5 separate regions of the Homo sapiens genome follow, and regions 2, 3, 4 and 5 are each linked to region 1. A link is a contact called in ENCODE Hi-C or POLR2A ChIA-PET data. All regions are on one chromosome and are shown on one strand. Each heading gives the region's core, a stretch centred on a gene start or an enhancer-like site at or near the end of the contact. The rest is flanking DNA. Distances are from core to core; before and after follow the strand shown. Region 1 holds the start of GNAS (GNAS complex locus). Region 2 has its middle 44 kb from the start of CTCFL. Region 3 overlaps PMEPA1 (prostate transmembrane protein, androgen induced 1). Region 4 holds the start of NKILA (NF-kappaB interacting lncRNA). Region 5 holds the start of FAM217B (family with sequence similarity 217 member B).

The links. A loop is a pair of places that touch in the nucleus more often than their neighbours do. ChIA-PET counts read pairs that join two places held with the same protein, here RNA polymerase II (POLR2A). Pooled maps may share reads with other maps.
Region 2: a pooled map shows a loop between it and region 1 (4-fold over the local background). The contact joins the enhancer-like site here to the promoter of GNAS in region 1. A Hi-C loop is called at or near these places in 4 of 37 single-sample maps with no recorded cell type and 3 of 50 pooled maps.
Region 3: a loop to region 1 is called in a pooled map, with 15 times the contacts of the local background. The contact joins the enhancer-like site here to the promoter of GNAS in region 1. A Hi-C loop is called at or near these places in 3 of 37 single-sample maps with no recorded cell type and 6 of 50 pooled maps.
Region 4: a map of endothelial cell of umbilical vein shows a loop between it and region 1 (5-fold over the local background). The contact joins the promoter of NKILA here to the promoter of GNAS in region 1. A Hi-C loop is called at or near these places in 4 of 168 maps with a recorded cell type or tissue (ascending aorta, endothelial cell of umbilical vein, gastrocnemius medialis and 1 more) and 17 of 50 pooled maps. POLR2A ChIA-PET finds 5 or more read pairs at or near these places in 1 of 52 experiments (MCF 10A).
Region 5: a map of gastrocnemius medialis shows a loop between it and region 1 (10-fold over the local background). The contact joins the promoter of FAM217B here to the promoter of GNAS in region 1. A Hi-C loop is called at or near these places in 3 of 168 maps with a recorded cell type or tissue (CD8-positive, alpha-beta T cell, ascending aorta and gastrocnemius medialis), 1 of 37 single-sample maps with no recorded cell type and 17 of 50 pooled maps. POLR2A ChIA-PET finds 5 or more read pairs at or near these places in 2 of 52 experiments (Caco-2 and Panc1).

The regions. Positions count from the first base shown.
Region 1 is chr20:58,890,057-58,892,670 of GRCh38, forward strand. GNAS (GNAS complex locus) reads left to right here and starts at 1,365. Exons shown (of 13, transcript NM_000516.7): 1 at 1,365-1,809. The coding sequence starts at 1,671. RefSeq lists silencers at 623-772, 833-1,332, 1,343-1,562, 2,433-2,522.
Region 2 is chr20:57,478,954-57,482,557 of GRCh38, forward strand. No RefSeq gene overlaps it. Among named protein-coding and RNA genes, the nearest start is that of CTCFL, 44 kb to the right of the region's middle. RefSeq lists enhancers at 2,015-2,134, 2,145-2,194, 2,405-2,624. Within about 2 kb of position 1,963, at least 3 of the 41 ENCODE cell types and tissues checked have a DNase peak (open chromatin) inside an H3K27ac peak, as active enhancers do.
Region 3 is chr20:57,679,553-57,683,156 of GRCh38, forward strand. The region is part of intron 1 of PMEPA1 (prostate transmembrane protein, androgen induced 1); the gene reads right to left. Among named protein-coding and RNA genes, the nearest start is that of PMEPA1, 29 kb to the right of the region's middle. RefSeq lists enhancers at 60-584, 585-1,108, 935-1,004, 1,385-1,494, 1,905-1,964 and 2 more and a silencer at 2,323-2,486. Within about 2 kb of position 1,804, at least 10 of the 41 ENCODE cell types and tissues checked have a DNase peak (open chromatin) inside an H3K27ac peak, as active enhancers do.
Region 4 is chr20:57,708,557-57,712,160 of GRCh38, forward strand. It overlaps NKILA (NF-kappaB interacting lncRNA), which reads left to right and starts at 1,627. Exons shown (of 1, transcript NR_131157.1): 1 at 1,627-3,604. PMEPA1 (prostate transmembrane protein, androgen induced 1) reads right to left here and starts at 1,459. Exons shown (of 4, transcript NM_020182.5): 1 at 918-1,459. The coding sequence starts at 1,026. RefSeq lists enhancers at 1-452, 3,513-3,604 and silencers at 1,291-1,720, 1,741-1,860.
Region 5 is chr20:59,938,462-59,942,065 of GRCh38, forward strand. FAM217B (family with sequence similarity 217 member B) reads left to right here and starts at 1,928. Exons shown (of 4, transcript NM_022106.3): 1 at 1,928-2,074. PPP1R3D (protein phosphatase 1 regulatory subunit 3D) reads right to left here and starts at 1,844. Exons shown (of 1, transcript NM_006242.4): 1 at 1-1,844. The coding sequence starts at 1,470. The coding sequence ends at 571. RefSeq lists silencers at 1,306-1,435, 1,786-2,165 and an enhancer at 1,733-2,027.

The sequences.
Region 1 (2,614 bases), core at 115-2,614:
CAAGAACCCGGCGCGGGAGGCGCTCCCCGAAAAGTTCCTAACAGACAAGGAGCGCAAGAAGCTCGAGAAGAAGCTGCTGGAGCAGAGGCGAAAGGAGGAGAAGAAGAAGGAGAAGGAGAGGAAGAAGATGGAGAAGATGCTGAAGAAGAAGAAGAAGAAGGTGCCAGAAGCCCAGGAGGAGGCCCGATGCCCCGAGGCCGCCGCCGCCGCGGCCGCCGCCGACGACGACGAGGGCGCCGAGGAGGGCGCCGTCGGGGGCGCCGAGGAGGGCGCCGCCGCCGGGGGCACGAGTAGGGCCTGGGCTGACTGGGACACGGACTCGAGCGACGAGGACGACGCCTACTACGCGGCGCCGCGCGTTGGGGGCATCGTGTGGCGGCCCGGGCCGCTCAAGGCTGGCGCGCTGAGCGCCCACCTGCCCCTCGTGGTGTTCCTGGTCTTCTCGGTGCGCAGCCCCTCGTGGGTGCTCAACTTCCTGCTGCAGAAGCGCACGGAGCAGGGCCGCGGCTGCGGCTTCGTGTTCGGGGCGACCTGCTGCTTCCGAGTGTTCCTGGGCTGCGCCTTCTTCTCCTACTTGGGCGGCCGCGCCAAGCGCAGAGGCCGCGGGCGCTCCGGGGCCAGAGGCGCCTTCGGCTCGGGCCATGGCGCCCGGCGCCGGGGGCGCGAGGAGCGGCTCATCTAGTCAGACCCCCCACCCCGCCACCGCCACCAGACACCACCATCGCTGTGTAGTGTGGGTTTTTATTCGTGTTCGTGTGTGTGTGTGGACACATTTTCCTTTTCGGTTGCTCTGTCCTTTGGTTCGTGCTCGCCTCGCTTTTTCCACACTCCTGCTCTCTGGCTCTCTGTGTCTCTCGCTCTTTCGAAAATTTTCCTAAGTCCGGGCGCGCGCTCCCTCCCCTTCCGCCCACCCCAGCCCCTCGGCGGCGCCCGCGGGAGGGGGAGGAGGCCTCGGGGGCGCCGGGCGACGCGGTCCGGGGGGTGGAGCGTTGGCGTCGTGCGAGGGGTCGTCACTGGCGCGGAGACGCCCCCTCTCCCCCCTCGGCTCAGCCGGGCTGCTGCCCGAGCCCGGGGGGTGGGGGGCGTCTCCCCGGCCCGTCCCGTCCCCGGCCGGGCGCGGGCGGAGGGACCCCCTCCCCGGGCTCCCGGGGGGCCGCCTCCCTCCGCCGGCTCCCGCCCTCCCAGCCGCCGCCGCCGCCGCGGCCGCTCCTCGGCCCTCCTCCTCCTCCTCCTCCTTCCACCCCCCTCGCCGCCGCCGCCTCCTCCTCCCCCCGCCTCCCCCCGCCCGCCGCGGCGCTTTTGGCTCGGGGCGGCGGCGGGGGCCCGGCCGAGGCAATAAGAGCGGCGGCGGCGGCAGCGGCGGCAGCAGCTCCCGCAGCTCCTGCTCTGGTCCGCCTCGGCCCGGCGGCGGCCATCAGCCCCCTCGGCCTCGGCTCGAGGGGCGGGGAGCTGCGCGCGCCCCTCGGTCCGACCGACACCCTCCCCTTCCCGCCCGTCCGCGCGCCCCGCGGCCCGCGGCCCGCAGTCCGCCCCGCGCGCTCCTTGCCGAGGAGCCGAGCCCGCGCCCGGCCCGCCCGCCCGGCGCTGCCCCGGCCCTCCCGGCCCGCGTGAGGCCGCCCGCGCCCGCCGCCGCCGCAGCCCGGCCGCGCCCCGCCGCCGCCGCCGCCGCCATGGGCTGCCTCGGGAACAGTAAGACCGAGGACCAGCGCAACGAGGAGAAGGCGCAGCGTGAGGCCAACAAAAAGATCGAGAAGCAGCTGCAGAAGGACAAGCAGGTCTACCGGGCCACGCACCGCCTGCTGCTGCTGGGTAAGGGCGGGCGGGGGGCGCCGGCCCCGGCCCGGGGGCCCTCGAAGGGCGCCCCGCAGGCCGCGCGCGCCGAGCCCGCCCCCCGCCCCGGGCGCGCGCTCCCGAGCCCCCCGCCCGTTCGCGGGCTCTGTCTGTGGGGGGCGAGGCCGGAAGGGGGACCCAGGGGCGCGGATTCGGCCGGGCGGGGGCTCAAAAACGGGGCGGGGGGCCGTGGCGACGCGGGCGCGGGTCCCCCTCCCCCGGCCTGCCCGCTCAGTGTCTCTCTCTTGCTCTCGCTCTCGCTCTCCCCCTCTTTCTCTCTTTCTCTCTTTTTCCGCGAGGCCTACACGACGCCAGGGGTTTGGGTGCGTGTTGGGGAGGGGGAGGGGGAGCCCATGGGGCTCCGGAGACTGCGACAAAAAGAGGGTTTCGGGGACAGGAAACCGGGTGGCGGGTAGAGGGAGGGGGACCCGCCTCCGTGGGGTGTGAGATTTGTTGGGAGAGGGAAAGAGGGGAAGAAAGGGGCGAGGAGAGGAGGGGGTGACGCTGGGGGGCGCCGTGGTGGCGGAGGGGGCCTCGCCAAAGGGAGGCTTTGGCGGGGAGAAGTGGCCGAGGAGAGTGGGGGGGCTGGTGACATCAGCCCCTCGGAAAGGATCGGAGCGGTAAAGGTGGTGCAGTGGGGGGGAGGGGGCGCAAGGGAGTCGTGGCGCCGGAGTCGGGAGGGGGGCGGCGAGGGGAGGAGGGAGGGCGGTTGCCGCTGGGCGCGACTTGGTGCGTTTCGGGCAGGACCGACTGACTGTGTGTGCGCGGAGCAGACGTGTCCCGG
Region 2 (3,604 bases), core at 713-3,212, 1.4 Mb before region 1:
CAGGAGAATCGCTTGGAACCCAGGAGGCAGAGGTTGCGGTGAGCCGAGATCGCGCCACTGCACTCCAACCTGGGCAACAGAGCAAGACTCTGTTTCAAAAAACAAAACAAAACAAAAATCTGGCGTTATGCTTTGAAGCTGGTACCATTGTTTCCATTTTACAGATAAGGAAAATGAGGTTAAATTCTTCTTCCAGTATGTTAACAATAGGGGTATCCAATGAAGACATGAAACTTGCTTCACCCATTTTTTCATTTTTTCACCCATATCCTCCTCCTTTCTTCCCTAATTTCACCTATTTTCATCCTTAAAAGTTTAGAAACTTGACCCAGCAGCACCCTCCTAGCCTAGGCTGGTGAACACCCTGTTCCTCACCCATCTTGTAGCTCCGAAGTGCCCACCACACCATGCCTGTTGGTTAATGCAGCCTTCCCCATTGCAGTCCTGCTAAGGAGGGCTGGGACAGGACCCACTCTCCGCCTTCCCAGTGTGGGGCACAGAGTGGGTTCTCAGCAGACATTGCCAAACAAATGAATGAGGGAATCAGTGAATGAATGAATAAAGCAAATGCAGAAGCAAATTCAGATCCAAAATCCACCAGAGGTGTTTCACTACGATTTCAGTGGTCCCTGTCTTTGGTTTAGCAGCGATGTGTCTTTTTGAGGCCCTAAACTACTTTCCTAAAATGAGGCTATTAGGGAGCACCAACCCTGGACCTCCCCCAGGGACTGTTGCAAGGATTAAACCAGTTAACATGCTAGTGTATCAGAACAGTGCCTGACCCAGAGCAAACACCCACAAATGTTAATAACAGTAATAACAATATTATTATTTTATTTTATTTTTTTGAGATGGAGTCTCACTATAGCACCCAGGCTAGAGTGCAGTGGCGTGATCTCGGCTCATTGCAACCTCCACCTCCCGGGTTCAAGGGATTCTCCTGCCTCAGCCTCCCAAGTAGCTGGGATTACAGGTGTGCACCACCACGCCCAACTAATTTTTGTATTTTTGTTTTGGTGTTTGTTTTTTTTTTTTGAGATGGAGTCTTGCTGTTGTTGCCTGGGCTGGAGTGCAATGTCATGATCTCGGCTCACTGCAACCTCTGCTTCCTGAGTTCCAGCAATTCTCCTGCCTCAGCCTCCCGATTACCTGAGATTATAGGCACCTGCCACCATGCCCAGCTAATTTTTGTATTTTTAGTAGAGACGGGGTTTCACCATGTTGGACAGGCTGGTCTCGAACTCCTGACCTCAGGTGATCTGCCCACCTCGGCCTCTCAAAGTGCTGGGATTATAGGTGTGAGCCACTGCGCCTGGCCTATTATAATTTTATATATGAGATATATGATGTCTACCTATCATTACCATTTAAGACAAGTGATATGGGTTTCCCGTGTACTGTAGCACTGTGAGATTTTATTTTAAAATAAATGCATTTGATTTTAAAAAGTGAGTTGGAAATAAGTAAATATCGGTGCGGGTGAATCCTAGACAGGATCCCAATCCCGAGGTGGTGTTCAACCCCTGGGTGTAGGACCTCAGGTGAAGGGTTACTCAATTTGGGGCAGCTTCCCTAAGCCATGATTGTGCCGCACGCATGGCTGGCAGCATGGATGTCAGTGTGGGGAGGCCCAGGCCCTTGGAGGAGGCTGAGGCAGCCTTGTCTGGGACCCCAGGTACGCCTCCAGCCATCTTCCCCACAGCCCCTTCTCTGAGCGCGCAGCCATCACCCCAGACCCGGGCTGATATTTTTAGCACACAGGCACCCTGCACGGCCCTGTACACTCTGACCAAATTTAGAAATCTCAAGAGATCTTTGCTTTTCTACGCCTTCAGAAGGAGCAATGAATGAAAAGGCTCCCAGCCTCCGGTTTAGTGAGAGCAAACCCTCCTGTTTGCAGGGCTCTCTCTGGTAGGGAACCCCAAGCTTTACTGTGCAGTGAAAAAAAGCCAGGTGCAGAATCCTGTGTGTGTTTTGGGTCTACGGTAGCAAATGCAAAGCAACCCCTGCACCGTGCACGTGTGTCTGAGTCAGCACAGCCAGCAGCGGGGCGTGGAAGGAGCCCCCCGCAAGTGGGGGAGGAAGGGGCTGTGGAGGTGATTACCTCACTCTCATGCAGGGCTGAATATTACTGTTTCCCCTGTTAAACAAGGGTGTATTACTTCCGAAATCTGACAACCCCAAGCACCAAAAGGTTTAAAAATATCTCGAGATTGTAAAGCCTCCGACAGAATGCTGAAACAGGATTGCACAGTTGACCAGGAGCTTCTGAGGTTGTGGCGGACCCTCCATGTTTCTGACTGCCGGACAGTCACAGCCCCCTCTTCCCTAATGCCACCAGATGTTCCCTGGGACACCTGCCCCCAGCTCTAGTCCACATAATGCTGCCCTCCACCTCCAGACCCAGGGGAGGGGAGTGGTCAGGGCCGGCCAAGCCAAGCACCGTATGGCCCCTGGTTCAGGACATCGCTGGGACCCAGAGGCCAGAGACCTTCAGCTGGGATCCCCAAGGATCCCTTGGGACCCCTGGGACTGTTGTCCACCTCTGTGCCACCAGGAGAGGAGAGCCCCACTAAGACTGGAGTGACACCGGAAGGTGCAACCAAGAGCAGGCAGGGAGAACACGGAGTGCAGGCGCTGCCTGAGCCCCTGCCCTGGGCTGTGTCGGGGGAGCTACTGTGGAACTTTCTGTCTATGCAGGCTCAGCAGGCCACAGTGTGCACCACCCGGCTCCTGCCAGTGAACCTACAAACGCTGATGGCTAGATTATTTGCATATGTGTTGTTAAATATGGCCAATATTAAAATTAAATGATACAAACATGTAATTAAAGGAATTACATTAAAAACAGAGATAATAGCTCCTCAGGACACCTCACTCCCTAATTAGCATACTGCACTTCACCATTCCCCAGGCTCTTGGGGTGCCACCTCGGCTGCATTTGGGGGAAGGAAATGCTTTAGGTCTGGACGTGCATTCCTGTGCGTCCTCTGGATAGCAGGAAATCTGCCAGCATGGAAATGGCAAATGCTACAAACAGGGGTCCCCCCAAAGCCATTGCTTCCCAGCATGCCTCTGAGAGAAGCCCTGTAACACAGGCCAGGGGGCACCTGCTCTGCAGGACCCCAAGCAACAGGAAGGAAACAGGAAGGAGAAGGGGAGGAGAGGGGGAGGAGAGGGGGAGGAGAGGGGGAGGAGAGGGGGAGGAGAGGGGGAGGAGAGGGGGAGGAGAGGGCAAGGAGAGGTCTTCGGCATCCTTATGGTGAAAACCACATTTTCTCCTCCCCATTTCCCTGGTAGCTGGGAAGCGCATTCAATTAACGTGTATTGATTGGCTTGAGGAAATCGGGCTCCCAGAAGTCTAGGGCCTTGCTTAAGGTCACCTAGCGGTGGGGCAGGAACTGGGACACAGTTTTAATTTGACTCCGGAGCCCTGGACTGGCCTTGTAATTGGTACTTCTTGTGCAGTGCTCACGGACACCTCAGCTGAATGAAGGCCGTGCAGGTGGCTGGACAGAAACGCCCTGTAGCCCGCATCCCTCACGTTCAAGGCTTCTGTTTTTTCAGCACTCATTTCTAAGTGGCTTGCAGCCTTGCAAGATGA
Region 3 (3,604 bases), core at 554-3,053, 1.2 Mb before region 1:
GGGTTCCGGGACCTGCAGGGAATGGACTTACAAGCGCCCGCTATGGATGAACAGATTCCAACCAGGCGCTCGCTTCCTTAGTGAAGGAACCACTTGTTCAATTATGAAGCCCAGGATGTGAAAGCAACTGCTGGAGCCACATAGGTGAATTTGTTATGCTGGAAGGGGGTGGTCACCTGGCACTGTGAGTGGCTCAGAGATCCCTAAGTGATCAGAATTGTAAACGACCCAGGGGAAAACCTTGGGAAAAAACTCACCCTCTTAGATACTGAGTTTCTAGGGGAGGAGAGTGGCTTAGAAGCCCCTAAAATGGGTCAGATGAGAAAAGGACAGGGCCAGAGAGGGGGAGGGAGTTGCCCAGAGACACAGAGCAACCGTGCAAAGCTGGCTAGAGCCAGAGCCTGCGCCTTCCAGTTCCTTGGGTACAGGCTGTCCACGCAGGCATCCCTGGTGGGAGTGAGGGTCACAATGGCTGTGACCTTGACCATCTTTGCAAGGTGAGCCTAGCTTGTGGCATGGAGTCTGGCTTGCACTGCAAGCCCCAGGGAACCGTCGGGGGATGAGTGGATGGTAAAAACGACTTCTGCCCGTCAGACACTCAGACACACCAGCGGGGAGAGCTGCAGCCACTCCAGCTTTAGCTGGGTTGTGCTAAGAGCTTTAAGTGCATTATATCATTCAAAGCTCCCAAGGAGCCGCTTTGGGGAGTCCCGTCAACACCCGCATTCTGCAGATGAAGGGACTGGGACCTCAAGGGCAGCTGCTAGGGCTAAGGTGTGGTTCTTCTACCGGAGATGATTTTGCCCCAGGGGACATCTGGCCATATCTGGAAACACTTGTGGTTGCCACAACTGGGAGGGGGTGTTACTAGCATCCAGTGGGCGAGGGGAAGTAGCTAAACATCCACCCTGCCACGCACAGGGAAGTCCCCCACAGAAAAGAATTATTGAGCCCAAACGTCAGCACCAAGGTCGAGAAACTCTGGATTAAATCAGATGATAGTGAATATCTCAGGCACAGTGCCGGGTGCATAGTGCTTGCTCAATAAACATTAGCTAGGCAACAGCTGATTCCTAATTAGGCCTCAATGTGAAGACAGAAGCAGGGACTGAAACCACACACAACCGGTTTGAAGAATAACAACAACTTAGTCTAAAAACATCTGCTTTGAAAGCAAACGCTTAGGAAAGGGCAGTTGTTCATTTCACACTTGGATTGTACATTTCTGTAGGCTGGAGTCGCAACCACCTTGATCACCGATCAACGCACACTGGCACCAACCACCATGCCAGACACACAGGAGGCACTTCGTAAATGCTTGTGAAATGAATACATGGGTGAGGGAAAGTGGCGGAGAGCAGTCTGCGTGAGGACGTAAGCACAGGTCCTTCTCTGGAGGCAGGAGAATGAAAATCATCCCACGGGTCGGGGCCGGGTCAGTGAGGAAGGGAGGGAAGGAGTTCTGAGAATGTCAATCTGCAGGACAACTTCTAGTTTCCACCTTTTGCATGAGGGATTTCCAAGTGCCCCAGGGCCTGGGAGTCCCCATTCATCAACCCTGGGTGCTACCAGGGACAGGGCCCATTGTGATTTGTGAGGCCTGCCTGAGTGCTGGTGGGGCAGGGGTGAGGCAGGCGCCCATGCTCCTTCCTGACCTCTCCAGCACGCTCCATCCACTTGCATGGAATCACGGCAGTGGGGAATGAGAAACACCCCTCCATCACTGCCACTGGGAACCCCCGTCCCTCCAAACCTGCCGCCTGCCTGAGCTCCTGAGGGCACCCTCACCCTGCATGGGCCTCCTTCCTGCCAGGGAGGGAGCCCTGTGCGAGGCAACCAGGGGTTGCCCCGGAGCCAGTCCCACTTCTGCCATCTGCGGGTGACAGCGAGAGACCTCTCTAGGGTGTCCCCTGCCTGAGACGACCGTGAGGATGGTGTGGCGCTGCCTCTTACAAGGGTGGTCCCAGCATCAAGAAGGGAACGGCCCTCCCAGACCTTTCACTGCTTAAAATAACCAACTTTTTAATTTAGCAACCATTGTCGTTTCACGTTCAATTCTGTAAGCAATAATAGAGCTCTCCACGTACCCTCCACCTCCTCCCCTGCTGGCAGCACCTTACAAAACTCGATTCTCTGTGGTTTTCCCAGAATCAGAACTTGTGTACGCTTTAGTCACCCCCTCATTTTACAGAAGAAGGAACTGCAACCTGGTCAGTCCCCCCTCAAGGTGACACGGCCAGCTGGGAACTGGACATGGCCACCACACCTAGCTTAGCAGACCTCACCCTCTCGGCTTCTCCTCTCTGCCTGAGGTACTCCCCCCAAGGTCTTCCCACCGCTGACTCCTTCTCATCCCTCATTCTCAGCACAAGGTCAGCCCTGCTGAGAGACCCTCTCAGACCAATAAAGCAGCCCCCAGGCACAGTCATGTGACACTGTCGAATCTCCTCCTCCGTTCAGTATCTGACTCTGTTTCCCATCTGCACCAGACTAGTAGCTCCCTGAGGGCAGGCTCAGGCCTGTTCCATTCACCAGGTCCTCCCATCTCCAGTGGCACAGGGAAGGAGCTCACCTACTGGATAAATGAACAGAAGATGGGTGATTCGCCCAAATACCGGGTCTGTCCTCCTTCCTTAGGTCACTATTACACACAGACAGACACAGCTACCTTCGATGGGAGGTGACGGCGTAGCAAAGGCTCCCAGTGGGAATGAAGGCTTGAGCTGAGTGTGAATGGTGCTCAGAGCGGGGGACCAGCTCCACCAGCGGTTCCCTGTGTGACCTTGGGCAAGCTGTTCTCTGAGCCTCGGTGGTTTCATCCATAAAATGGGGAAATGACAGCCCGCTGCCCTTGCATACCTAAGCACAAAGTCACTGGTAACTAGGGGCCCAGGTTCTGGGTCTCCCTGGAGTGTCGGGGTCCTAGGCGCCGGCCCAGAGGAGTTTCAAAGTCAGCCTTTAACTGCCCTCCCAGTAAAGAGGCTGCTGAATGCTACAGAGCAGGCTCCCGTGCCCACCGCCCCACACCTGGAAGACGAAAGGACACGAGAAGGAGAGGCACAGCTGCGTCGCTGGCTGTGACCCACACTCCTCCAGTTTTTGATTTAAAAAAAATCCCTGAAACAGCACCCACTCCCTGTCAAGTCTGTGTCCCCATCGCCAGCAGAAACCAACTCCTCCTGGAGGAAGGAAAGTTCAATGGATGAGCTATAAATATTTCTGCTAGATGCTGCCTGGGAGCTGGGCTTTCTGCATGAGCAGGCCCCGCTGAAAAGGAAGGCGGCTCGCCAGATTTGTTTCGAATTATGAAAATAGATGTTGTCTCCCCACCACATCTGTTTTGCCTGACAAATGAGCAGCAGCTCGCCTCCTAAATAAGGCAGCACACCAAGACGGTCTTGAAACTCCGGCTTCTCCAACTCTTCAGAAAAGGAGAAGAAGAAGAAAAAAGAGTCCAAGCCTCCCAGGTTTGAGCTCTAAAAGCCAGACCTTTTTCAATGTCATCTCTCACGCCGCAGTCTCCGGGGGCATTTACGCCACACTTGTCCTTAAGCTCAGATCTCCCTGAGCAGGTAGAGGCTGCTCACGTTAGAGGGCACGGATA
Region 4 (3,604 bases), core at 377-2,876, 1.2 Mb before region 1:
TAGGGCCAGGCAGTCCCAAACACAAACAGCCCCAAACTTTGACTCCTTTGTAACCATGGTCTCAGCCAGACTGAACCAAGCTGTCCAGACAGAGGCTATTTATAGGTGCGTCGGGGACACAGACACTGGCACAATGACACACACACATTCAAGATCCACGCTGGGCCAGACGGGCCAGAGCTGAGCCCTGGATTCAGACACCTGGACACACACGGTCCCCAGATCCGGCCCAACCAGACCAGACCCCCAGAAAGATGGACACGCTCAAGAAAGGCACCCCGGCCCGGACACGGGAAAGACACACAGAGAGAGGCAGGAAGACTCGGTGACACGCACTCTTGGGCAAGACCGCGACTCAGACCCCCAGACACCCCGAGAGACGCCGAAGACCCAGACAGAGCCACGCAGCCACGCACACTCCACAGACGCACGGACATCCACTCAGAGCCCGAGACACAGCGCCGCGAACACTCCAGACACACGCCCGGAGCCCCAGACACCTCGCAGACCAGACAGTGTCTCACACGCCCCTCCACCCCCGCCCAAAGTTGATAAAGAGCCGGCCTAAATGCTCCATCGCGACTGCCCTCAGGGAAATAAAATGGAAACTTCACGGATCCGCCCGCCCCAACCCTCCCGCGCCGTGCGCCGCCGCTGAGCCCCGGGTCCGAGTCCGGGCGGGCGGGGCGCGGACAGCGGGGGCCGTGCCAGGCTCGCAGCGCCGCGGGACAAAGCCGGGCCGGCCGCCAGCTGCCGCGAGCCGGGAGGGCGCGCCCGGGGCGCGGCGGGCGCTGCCCGGGCGCAGGGCGTTCGGTCCGAGGGGGCGCGCAGGGCCCGGACCCCCGCTCGCAGCTGTGCCCCGACATAGGGTCCGAGCCCGATGGAGTCTCCGGGGAGGGGGGCGTGGGGTCACTCACTGATCTCCATGCTCTGGAACAAAGAGCGTTTGCAGTTGCACGTGCAGGAGACATTGGGCTGCCCGGCGGCGGCGGCGGCGGTGCTGTTGACCCCCATCAAGCGGTGCATGGACGGCGCGGCGGCGCGGCGCGGGGCGCGGGGGGCTCGGGGGCGGCCGGGGGGGGCTCCGGCCGGCGCCCGGAGCTGGGGCCCCGCATGCAGGAGGCGCGCGGCGGGGGAGGCGCGCCCCGGCTCGCCGGGCTCGGGTCGCCGCCAAGTTCCCGGGGCGCCGCGGGGCTCAGTGCGCGGGACCGCGCTCCGCTGCGCCCCCCCGGCCTCCCCTCGGCAGCCCCGGGGGCGTCGGCAGTGCCCGCGGGTGGCGTCCGGAAAATGGGCTGGCAGCGGGGCGCGCGCTGCCGCCGGGGCTGAGCCTCTGCCGCTAGCTTTCCCCAGCCGAGCGCCTCCGCCGCCGCCGCCGCCGCCGCCTCCTCCTCCTCATTCAAGTCCAAGGAGATCGGGTTTCGCTCCGAGACCGCGGTCGGAGGCAGGCAGACGGTCTGACGTCAGCGCTAGACGGGGCTGCCGGTTCCCACCGCGCGGGGGCCGGGGAGGGGGCGCGCGCTGCGCCAATCCCCGCCGAGGTTCCCCCGCACCCCCTCCCCGAGCCGGGGGGCGGGGTGACGGGAAACGGGGCGGGCTCTTAAAGGGCCAGAGCTAGGCGGCCCACGTAGACCCGGCACCCGCGCAACGGAGGAGGGGCGCTGTGCCCTCTCCCCAACGGCGGTCAGCTTGGAACGCCTGCCCGGCGCACGCCCGGGGCCGGGGAGCCGAACTCGGTGCCAGCCGCACCCGGGCGGGTTGCTGGTGCGCCCTCCCCTCGCCCCCGTCCCTGGGGTCCTTGACCCAGGCTCTTGGGGCTAGCCTATCTTCTGAGGAGCACAAGGTCCCTGGGGGCTCAGGGAAGAGAAATTGGAGAAAGGGGGAGGAAGCCCCCAAGATGGATCACCCATTGCCTGGTTTCGCAGGAGACTGTCCGCCTTCAGTTCTCCAGCAGCTCGGGGATCATGGCCCACTGAACCCCCAAGCGCTTTCACCCGAACCCAAGGAGGACGACCAGGAAAGACGGGAACTCGCGTAGACACGCCCGGAAGCCCTTGTCATGTAAATAGCTGTCGGGGACTGGTGTATTGTCGCCGCCCCAGCCGGCGGGACCTGGGGCGAATCCACACCCATTGTCTGCTGCCCAAGGGGCCTCCGGCTGGGGGGCGCGGCTGCGGAGTTCAAAAGGGGTATGAGCAGGAGGGGTGTACTTTTAGTTCATTAAGTTTTAATTACAGGAGTGCTACAAGAACACATTCTTCAGGTTTAAAAAGATATTAAAATATTACATAAGAGACCTCCCCTCCCTGGCCCACCTCCAGCCTCTTAAAAATTTAGTGTGTCGCCTTTTAGACACTTTCTCAAAGCTTCACTTATTTAACAGGCACTTAAGGAGCACCTACCTGTGCCAGAAACTCTCCAAATATTAACTCAACCTGACACCGACTCAGTGTGGCCGAATATTACTCTCCCCATTTTACAGAGCGGGCAGCTGGTCAAGGAAGTCGCTTGTTGAAAGTCACACAGTGGTGGAGCCTGTGTGCCAACCCAGGACCCTGGGGAGCTGCCTCCCCCTCTCCCACGTAGTCCTGATTCTTTAAGTGTCCACATATTCCTGTAATGCCTGGAGTTTCAGTAATTAGCAGGGACTTAGTGTGTTCAGAGAAAAAAAAAGCTTTTAAAAATTATTGTTACTGTGTTTGTAACAGTTTGGATAGAGAAGGAAAAGCTGGAATTTGGGAAGTGAAGGTGGCCTCGGGGTAGAACTTACCTAGACCAGAGCGAATTCATCCTGAAGAACTCAGAGAAAGCCGGTGCAGGAAGTGGGTTCCCGCTCTCCCTGCACAGGCACAGTGATGCTGCCAGAGCTCTCCCAGAAAGACCAGGAGGCTTGTTCTGGAGAAGTCAAGCCCAGGGATGTGGCTCAGGCTGGTCCAAGCTCTTTGGAGGAGTCCAAGCGTGCCCAGCCCAGAGGGAGGTTCAGAGGCACTGACCGTCTTCTGTTTGGGAGGAGAAGCTCACTCTTGGAGCCACAGCCAGCACTAGGTCAGGACCCAGGCCCCGGCCCAGGAGTGGGGCAATACCCAGCGTCTACCCCAGATGGCACCCTGCTGTGAACTGGGCGCCCTCAGCCCCTGCCTTGAGGAAGGGGCAATACCACCAGCGTGTCTTTTATCAGGGAAGATATTGCTGCAGTTTGGCCGCTGCAACTTAAGAGAAAAGCTAAGGGGTCCCCCAGCATCCCTTGGGGTGCCACTGCAAATACTGGCTGGGCCTGGAGATGACCTGGGTCCCATTCACTTCCTAGGGTGAAGGAGGTCATCATTACCACCCCTGCTTTCAGCCATTTCTTCATTCATTCAATCAACAAACTGGCTGAGCTGCAACCCTGAGCCGGGGAATTCAGCCACTCCAGACACAGCCCCTGCCCTCCGGGAAGTCTCGGGAGACCTGGCTAGTCTGGCTGGGAGAAGTCACACGTTGATTGTCTTGGAAGTGAGATGGCATTTACACAATGGAGGCTGCACTGCCAGCAGGCAAAAATAACCAGTTAATTCAGTGGCTTAAAGAAACCAAACCTACCCACAACGCTTGACCTCCCATTGAT
Region 5 (3,604 bases), core at 678-3,177, 1.0 Mb after region 1:
ATCAGATGTGGGCTCAGGTTTTCCTTATCCTGGGGCAGGAATGCCTGGAGGGACCACGATGTGGGTCACACTGTACATTCTGTTTACTGTGGGCACAAACACAGAACTTTTTTTTTTTAGCTTATTAAATCGAGAATATTCCTGAGGAGGCATCCGCTATGGGCTAAAGGTCCCAACATCACAATAATAAATAACAGCTATGTTTACAGAGACACATTCAGGACACATGCAAAAGCTTTTCCTAGCAGGAGGACTTGGGCCTTTGCAAAACAAGCTGCTTGGGCCTCCCCAGAGGGCCCACCCTCCCATGCACCTACCCCACCACCCTGCCCCAACTCATTACACAACTCGGCCTTCTGGCCACCTGAGGCTACTTTTTAGACCAAGTGACTCAGACGTTTCAAGTAGAAGACAGGATGGGCCACTGCCAGGGGACCTTGCAGCAGAAAATTAGGTCAGAGGACTTGGAGGGTGGTGAAGAACAACCAGATAGATGTGAGAGCCCAGCAGGGAAATGACAGGAGGCGCAGCTTAGGTGTGGAGGCTCCAGGTGGCCGGTCCCCGCGCGGCTCAGATGAAGTGGATCCAGCTCTCTTCGCACTCCCCGCGAGGCATGTGCAGCGCGTGGTTGCGACATGTGAGGCTGTAGTCTCGGTGGTCGTTGTTGTCCCAGTACTCGGCACCCGCCACTTGGTAGCGCACCGCGAAGTGCACGCGGGAGCCGAGCTCCAGCAGGAAGGGCGGTACTGGAAAGCCGAAGGTGAAAACGTCCTCCGTGCCCTCGGGGCCTGCGGGCCCGCGCCACCGCGCCACCGCCTCGTGGGTACTGCGCCAGCCCGAGAAAGTGTAGCGCACAGCCACCTGCTTCTCGAAGGCCACGTTGCACACGCGCACCGTACCGCTGATGCCAAGGTCCGAGCAAGTGACACGCTCCAGGCACACGAGCTGCCGCTGCAGGCGCTCGCCAAAGTCGGCGGCCTCGACGGGCGGCGGGAAATCGGGCACCAGGCAATGCAGGGTGAACTCCAGGTCCTGGCTGCTGCAGCACAGGTCCGAGTTGATTGCGAGCCGCGACAGCACGTGCAGCGGCACGGACGGGTCGTCTCCCGCGTTGAACACCTTGACCTGTGCCAGCTCCAAGCCCAGGGCGTCGGCGAAGCGCACGCGGAGCTTCTGGCTGCAGCCCGGCCGACACGCAGCGCCCGGCGCGCCCGCGGCCTTCTGGCGGCGCTCGGGGGAGCTGGGCAGTGAGCGCGCCCGCCGCAGGATGATGGGCCGCAGGCGGGGGTCGCAGCCCGACGGCGCTGGCGTTGGCGGCGGCGCGCGGCCCGGGCTCCCAGGGGGCCTACAGGCCCGCGGCTCCAGGGCCACGCCGCCGTCCAGGTCCGACAGGCAGCTGAGGCTCCGGGGGCCGAGCTTCCGGGATCCCAGGGCGCTAGGCAGGACCGCGGAGCTCGGGCCTCTGGACATGGCCCCGCCGGCCGTCGGAAGATGAGGCAGGGATGAGAGACGACCTCCCGACCCCGCGACAGCTCCCTCCGTGCTCAGAAGCCGCAGAGAGTCCACCGTATCTGCAACCTGCGGGGGACCTCTCGGGCCCGGTGCGCCCTACCCTTGGTTCGCCACCTTGCTCCTCGAGTCCTTGTCCAGGTCCTCCGCTTCTTGCGGTTAAAGAAATTGTAAGAGTGGGGAGTTTTTCTCTAGTGGAAGCTTTCAGAGGCCTCCCGGGAGCGCAGGGTAGCGCCTCTTTTTTCTTCTTGCTTCCTTGGAGGTTCTTACAAGAAGGCTGCGTTCCGGGAGCGGCCCCTCCCACTTTCCCGGTCCGCGGCGTTACTTACAAGGCTGCAACTTGACCGGGTGCAACTTCCTAGCGAGCCTCCGCCCCGCCCCTCGTGACGCCGCCTGCAGGCGGGCCCCCGCCGGCCTCAGCTCAGCCAGGGAGCTCAGCGGAGCTGCGCGCCTCCGCCTCCAGCTCCCCTGCCGCAGCGCGCCGCAGCCGGGCGTCCCCGCGCGGGCGCCGGAGAGGAAGGAAGGCTGGCAGCCTCGTCACGTGTCCGCTGCAGTCGCGAAACAGGTCTGATCAATTTCTGTTTACGTCTGCCTGGATTGCGCGCCTATCGATCATAGACTTTGTCTGCACAAACGGAGGACAAGGAAAATGCATGCTGCGTGTCCTTAGATTTCTGGGTTGTGGATGGGGGGAGCGGTGGTGCAAAAACCGGCCTTGCCAGGAGCTGGTCTCAGGCTAATTTTAAACATCGAGGCCAGCCCACACTTTGGACAGGTTCACTGCAACCTGGACCCTTGGTCAGACCGAGGGAGCCTCACTGCGTAGAGGAGCAGCGTCATGTCCACATCACCCAGAATGCTTTGCCGCACCGAATGGCCAGCAGATTCCCTTGAGGGTGGGGAGGGGAGGTGCTGCTGTTGTCTTCCTGGACTCCGCGCCAGAGAGGAAGACAGGGGAACAAGAGTTATTACCCGCTGATGACTTCTGCAGCTGCCCTTAATCAGCCTCTGGCGCTTGGGGAGCATATTTGTAGCCAGAATCTCCGACTTTTAGCTTTGTTTCCAAGCAAGCCAGAAACACCAGCAAGGCCTGGAGCTTGTTTTCTGCCTATTTAGAACCCTGCAGGCATTCGTGTCTCTCACCCGGTAGCTTTGAGCACAAAACCCCACAGCCTTTGGTGTAAAGCATACCAGGTGAAATGAAGTAGAAAAGATGCAAGTGCACTTTCCAGAGAGCAGTTTGGGGCCAGCCATTCCATTAAGAAGGTTCCTTTTTATTGTCCAGAGGGACAAAGCAGAAAGAAAACCAGACTAATGAAAGGGGGTTGATTCAAGAACATTCGTTGCATCTAAAATGAGTCAAGGCTGTTGATTGTGGTATAATTCATGAAATGTGAGAGAATGATTTTATTTATCATTGGATGTAAGCTAACTAAAAAGGCTTACATGATTAATGTGGGAAAAATACAGGAAAGTTTCAGGAAGAAAATAAAAATCTTCTATAATCATCTCTTTTATTTTACAGAGACAGGTGATACGGGAAAGAGAAGTATCCAATTTCCATTCAGTGCACTTTTAATAGGCCACTCAAAATGAGAGGGGAATAACAGCAATATGTGGTATAGGTCAACAATGCTTCATAAAGAGATGATATATAATATGTAATATGTATGAATATATGGAAAGTCTTATAATGGATTGATGTGATAGAGAAGGCCGAAAAATTGAATGGGAACGTTCCTCCTAGAGTTTAAGCTCCTTCTGAACAGGGACGTGCATAATCATTGCCATTTTTCTGGGTACTCCTGTAATTATTTGTTGCATGAATGAATGATTGGGCAATGCAATGATTGAACGCTGTAATAAGACCTGACCTTATTTAGCCTTCCAGATTTCTTCAACATATTATTTCCAAGGAAGATTATACCTGTGTGTGAACAGGGAGAGAGAGAGAGAGATGGAATCCATTCACAGTATTTATAGTAGTGTGATCCTGTGATCCTGTCTCTAATATCTACTGTAATAAGCAGAAAAGACAAAGCTGTAAGCATAAGACAATGTCTCCCTTCCCCAGTATTTCATAACCTAGAGTGCA